Linked DNA regions of Mus musculus: region 1 is linked to region 2. A link is a loop called in an ENCODE intact Hi-C map of the cell type or tissue named here. Cell type or tissue: heart. All regions are shown on one strand. Each heading gives the region's core, and the rest is flanking DNA. Links, peaks and the distances in the headings are about the cores only.

Region 1 (2,913 bases), core at 101-2,600, 230 kb before region 2:
AAGAAAACTAAAGTCAACTGTAGAGCTAGCCATTCTTCAATATTTGGGTATATTTCCTCTTTATAATTAGACTTACTGTTGGAATTATTCAATTTGGACCTCCCCTCTATTTGCTTAATGCCAATCAGTACTTCCTTGTGTTCCAAATTTTATTTTAAAATATTTTAAAATGATGAGCTAAAACTTCACCCTGGGCAATTATTTAGCTAATTGGTAGATTCAGGGTTTCCTGAGAACTTCCATTTGTATAATTAAGCATTCGGTGACTGCCTTTTACATTATTGCATCCACGTTTGTTTCAGAGTTCCGGCAGAGGACAGCAGGACAAAGAGCGCGAACTTGCACAAACTTCTTAGGAAATGAAGGACCCATTGTAGGTGCCTATAGGGCCCGTCCCTCCCAGGGCCCGCCCCTCCCAGGGCCCGCCCCTCCCAGGGCCCGCATCCTCCGCGAGTGAGGCTTTCCAGTTCCTCTTCTACAGACAGAAAGCTAACAACAGCAGTGTCTGGATCATGGGGGGGATGGGTGAGCTGTCCCTAGCTGCTCCTCAGGGGAAACCGCCCAAGTTTACTGAGTGATTACAGCGGCGTGACTGAGTACAACAAACTGCATTTGTTCAAAGGTTTCCCTCCGTGGTTTCCCTGTTGAAATCTTTTGTTTTGTTCTGTTTTGCTTCTTTTATTTTGTTTTTCAAGACAGGGTTTCTCTGTATAACCTTGGCCATCCTGGAACTTGCACTGTAGGCCAGGCTGGACTCAGAGGTCCATCTGCCTCTGCTTCCTGAGTGCTGGGATTAAAGGTGTGGGTCACCACTGTCCAGTTGTTGAAATCTCTTTAAGTACATGTTTTGTATTTTGCTGTATCTACTTTGAGATATTTTTTCACTTACTAAGTCTAATTAATAGTGACTGTAGTGATGTCCATTTTAAAAAAAAGACATGAGTGTTTGTCTTAGTGTTCTATTGCTGTGAAGAGAATCCATGACCACAACAACTCTTACAAAGGAAAACATTAACTTGAGACTGGCTTACAGTTCCAGCGGTTAATCCATTATCTTCATGGCAGGAACATATCGGCATGCAGGCTGACATGGTGCTGGAGAGATAGCCGGGAGTTCGGCAGGCAGCAGGAAGAGAGAGACACTGGACTGGTTTGAGCGTCTGAAACCTCACTCTGGGTGACACATTTCTTCCAACGAGGCCACACTTCCTATTAGTATGACTCCCCGGTGAATAAGCATTCAAATCTGCGAGCCTCTGGGGGCCATTCTTATTCAAACCACCACAGTATGTATGTGTATATGAACACACACACACACACACACACACACACACACACACACACACACACACACACACACACAAAATGTGCATGCAGTACCTATGGAGGCCAGAAGAGGGCATCAGATACTCTAGAACTGGAATTACAGATAATGGCTGCCGTGTGGGTGCTAGAACCCCTCTGGGTTCCCTGTAAGAGCAGCAGGTGCTCCTAACTGTGGGGCCATCTCTCCAGCCAACTTTTCCTTTTTGTTAAGGTAGCACTCCAGGCTGACCTTGAACTTGCAGTCTCCCTGCCCCAGCTCCCCAGTGCTGAGATTACAAGTGTGCATTAAGATGCAAAGCTTTCTTTTCTTTTCTTTTTGTCTTTTTTTGTTTTTTGTTTTTGTTTCTGTTTGGTTTTTTCAAGACAGGGTTTCTCTGTGTAGCCCTGGCTGTCCTGGAACTCACTTTGTAGACCAGGCTGGCCTCCAACTCAGAAATCCGCCTGCCTCTACCCCCCTACCCCCACCCCAGTGCTGGGATTAAAGGTGCACACCACCACTGCCTATTTTCTATGGTTCTACATTCTCTCTCTCTCTCTCTGTATACAACTTGAGTCAGTTTCTCTCTCTTTCTCTCTCTCTCTCTCTCTCTCTCTCTGTATACAACTTGAGTCAGTTTTCTCTTTCTACCACATGAGTCCCAGGAATTGAACTTAGGTATCAGGCTTAGTGACAAGGCCCCTGGCCCTCTGAGCCATCCTGTCAGCCTGTGACACTCAAAATTTTGTTTTATGTTCTGTTGGAACACACTGTGTCGTTTAGACTGGCCTCAAACTAAGGTAATCCTCCTGCCTCTGGCTCCAGAGTGCTGAATTACAAGTGTGAGTTATTACACCTCATTTTTCTAATTATTTTTCACCCGTGGCTTTAAAAAAATCATGCTGGAAAGACAGCTGAGCCGGTCAAGGTCCTGGCTGCACAAACCTGATGAGTTGGGTCCCCAGAACCTATGTAAAAAGCTGGGTGCAGTAGTGCCCATCTCTTATCCCAGAATTCCCTCGGTGAGGTGGGCGGCAGAGACAGAAGGATCCGCTTGAAGCTTGCAGATGGGCTAACTTGGAGTAGGGTGAGGCAAAAACCAAGGGAAACCCTGACACAGCAAGATGGAAGTCAAAAGCAGACTCCTGACCTCTCCAGGTGCAGTGTGCCATGGCAGGCAGGTGTGTGAGTGCAGGCACACAAATTAAGGCTCCATTTTCCCCAACACTTCAAATAAATACAATTATATACGGATATGTATATATATCATATTACATATATTTCCAGGTTCTCTCTCTCTTTCCTTTTTTAAAAGTCAGGGTTTTACTATAGAGCCCCTGGCTGGCCTGGACCTCTCTATGTAGTCCAGGCTAGCCTCGAACTTAAAGAGGTTCACCTGCCTCTCCCATCATACCTAGTCAGATTGTAGCTTGTATTTAGTTATTTGTTAATAGAAACGGTTCTGATACGTGTAGTTTTATTCTCTAGAACGGAATGCCCGGATATTCATAATTCCAGCCACTTGTAGGAAAGTTGTAATAGGCAGGAATGACAATGACCTCTTGGCATCTCCTTGATTGGGACGTGGAGGCAGGAAGATTGGAAGTTCA
Region 2 (2,913 bases), core at 93-2,592:
TGAACCTATTAACCAAAGGAGAGCAAGAAGAGTGTCTGAGAGGACCAGACCGATGGGGGGTGAAGGGGGTGGGGTGGGCAGAAACTCTGTTCATTGTACCCAGAAGGGTTAAGTCTTAGCTAGGACCATCAACAGACCTTTCTCCAGGTAAAAGTCACCACCCACTTCCTGGATCTCTGTGGGCAAAGAAGTGTTAAGATCGCCGCCCTCTGGACACTCCAGGAATTACACTCTTCCACCGACGTTGGAAAGGTCCGAAACAGCAAGCAATGGAGACTAATTCTAGAACATTCTGGCTGACACAACAGTTCGACATCTTTGCTGCTGCTTTTTCTCTTGCTGGTTAGATGCTCGCAATGGCCTCAGCATTGAACTGAGCAATTTTCTTGAATGGTCATGGCGAATTTGATAGAGATATGAGCCTTCAGCCAGCATCCTCTTACTCAAAAGCTTGTTTTTAACCATATCCTTAGACTCTGTCAAGCCTGAGGAAGGCTTGATCCTGGCCTCAGCTCTTGGTAGCAGCTGTCTCGAGCTCTAAATTGAGGAGGATCCTGAGTGTGGGGATGAATTGGTAATGTCTGCCAGGAGTGCCGCAAGGGATGGACGGAGCCACGAATTGGTCTTCACGCCTCACGTGGTCCACCTGCTGGAGCCTTGTTATCTTCAAGAGACCTCGAGAAAGGCATCAGGTTTGGTCCTTTCGTCTCCTGTCTTTCTTCATGTGTTGAATGACCTCAGTGGCACTCCAGATTTACCACATTTAAATATGAACCCCTAAACCCATCTCCTCCACTCAATAGAAGGTCTCGGTCCACTGAAGATGATACCAATATCGTCCCTGCTGCCCTCTTCTCTAGCTTCTCATCCGAACTCATAGTCGCTCTCACTGGCTTTGCTTTTGAAGTAAGCTCCTGACTAGGACCACTTCTTCCCACCTCCTGAGCTGCTACCACCTGGAGCTGGTTACAGCCTGGCTGCCTCACCAGCCTTTGCCACTATAGTCCTCAAAGGTTAGTCTCAGCCTGAGGCTCCCTGGTGTTCTCAGGGCTCTTTTGCATAAAATAAACACAGGTGGGGGGAGAGGATTCATAGAGGGAAGGGAAGATAAGGGAATTCTCACTCTGATCTGATGGATAAGAAAGAATGGAAGCCCAGAATAATAGTATTGTTGGCGCGAAGAACATATATACACAGCGGAAGCTGCCAAGCCAGGCTTGCTTGAGAGCTGTTACCTGCCATCTCCCTCCCTAGTGTGCCCCTCTGGTTCCCAGAGCCTTCCGATGGACACATCCAAAACTTTCAGGTAGGAAGGATGTCAAGGATGTTGGTCTTATCCTGCCGCCCCCCCCCCCCGCCCCCGCGCCAAAAAACTGACCTGGTGATATAATTATCAGGCTTGCAGCGTGGGTCACTTTCCTTTGGTGTATGGTGCCCCCTTGTGTTCATATTAGGAAGTGTATGCAATTATCTAAAAATGCTTCTGGGCAAGGAGTGGGGTTTGGAGGCTGGTCCGGGTGGCTTGATCCCTCCTAGCTGGATTCGTCCATCCGTCAGTGAATAAAGCACGCACCCACGCATGTGAGGGTCATGCTCCAACATACAGGCCTTTATTCCTTCTACTCGGAACAACTCTGAAGTCGTTAGAAATTGGAAGGGCTTTTTGTTTTGTTTTTATTATGAAGGTTTGAGTTGTATCCTGATCTTATAAGATATATGCTCAGTGAAATTTTCTTACAGAATCTAAGTACTGTCCATGTTGCATGTCTTTGAAAAATGCAGCTACAAATGGTAGCGGAAGTCTCTGAAGACTAGCTAGCTTCACGATTACATTTGTTTAACCTTGTAGGGGCGAGGATTGCAGGCTGTGCCCAAGGCTCCAGTACATTTACATTGTAGTTGTTTTTAGATTTTTATTATCTTTGCGGGGGAGGCAGAGAATGTGCATGTGTGTGCATATGCATGCATGCGTGCACATGCCCGTGTGTGTGTGTGTGTGTGTGTGTGTGTGTGTGTTTATGTGTGTGCTGCAAGAGGGGAGTTTCTTTTCTTTTCTTTTCTTTTCTTTTTTTTTTTTTTTTTTTTTTTTTTTTTTTGGTTTTTCGAGACAGGGTTTCTCTGTGTAGCCCTGGCTGTCCTGGACCTCGCTCTGTAGACCAGGCTGGCCTCGAACTCAGAAATCCGCCTGCCTCTACCTCCCAAGTGCTGGGATTAAAGGCGTGCGCCACCAAGCCCGGCAAGAGGGTAGTTTCTAAGCACCCCACTTTACCCAAGTATTCTGCAGTCACGGGGAGCAGGAAGAGCAAGACAACAGAACTGAAGAGAAGGCAAAAGAATGTTCGGACCAAGTTTCTTAGACAGATATACAAGACCAGCTCTGGCAATGTGTTCAGAGATCCAAGGAGGGGATGTGGGATCAGTGATGATATTGGGCAGGCACACACTCACTCACACTTGGTGGATGAAGCAAGCTGCAACCACTTTATACACACACACATTTGATGGATGGATCAAAGCTCCAACAACTTTACACAGACAGACAGACAGACATTCACATACTTAGTGGATGGAGTAAAGCTCCAATCACTTTACATACACATATAACACATACACACATTTTTGGTGGATGGACCAGACTCCAACAAGCAAGCTTCAACAACTTTATTTTTCCCCTGTAGCTTATATATTTCAGTAAACCTTTAAAGTGGTATAGAATTACAATGTGACTATATTCTAGTTTTCTTCTAGTGACTGATTATGAAAAAAAAAAAAAACAACCCACTGTGTTCCCTAATACCTTTACAAGAAATAACATTATGTAGTACAGGTAAAAAAAAAAAAAAAAAAAAAAAAACCAAATTATTCCCAAGAACCCTCATACATTCGTAACTAAGTATCTTGTTATAGATTAAC

The links. A loop is a pair of places that touch in the nucleus more often than their neighbours do. Peaks named below come from ENCODE experiments on the same cell type or tissue, not always from the same donor. Only the 100,000 strongest peaks of a DNase experiment are listed, where the experiment ranks them.
Region 1: a loop joins it to region 2, with 3 times the contacts of the local background. A loop is called at or near these places in 1 of 42 quality-filtered maps.

The regions. Positions count from the first base shown.
Region 1 is chr4:135,438,968-135,441,880 of GRCm38, forward strand. No RefSeq gene overlaps it. Among named protein-coding and RNA genes, the nearest start is that of Rcan3, 6.6 kb to the left of the region's middle. In heart, for the core only: a CTCF peak has its summit at 1,425 (motif pointing right); a DNase peak (open chromatin) is centred at 434; H3K4me3 peaks cover 611 bases; H3K27ac peaks cover 1,475 bases.
Region 2 is chr4:135,666,183-135,669,095 of GRCm38, forward strand. No RefSeq gene overlaps it. Among named protein-coding and RNA genes, the nearest start is that of Gm30941, 14 kb to the left of the region's middle. In heart, for the core only: CTCF peaks have their summits at 230 and 1,451 (motif pointing left); no DNase peak of the experiment used is centred there.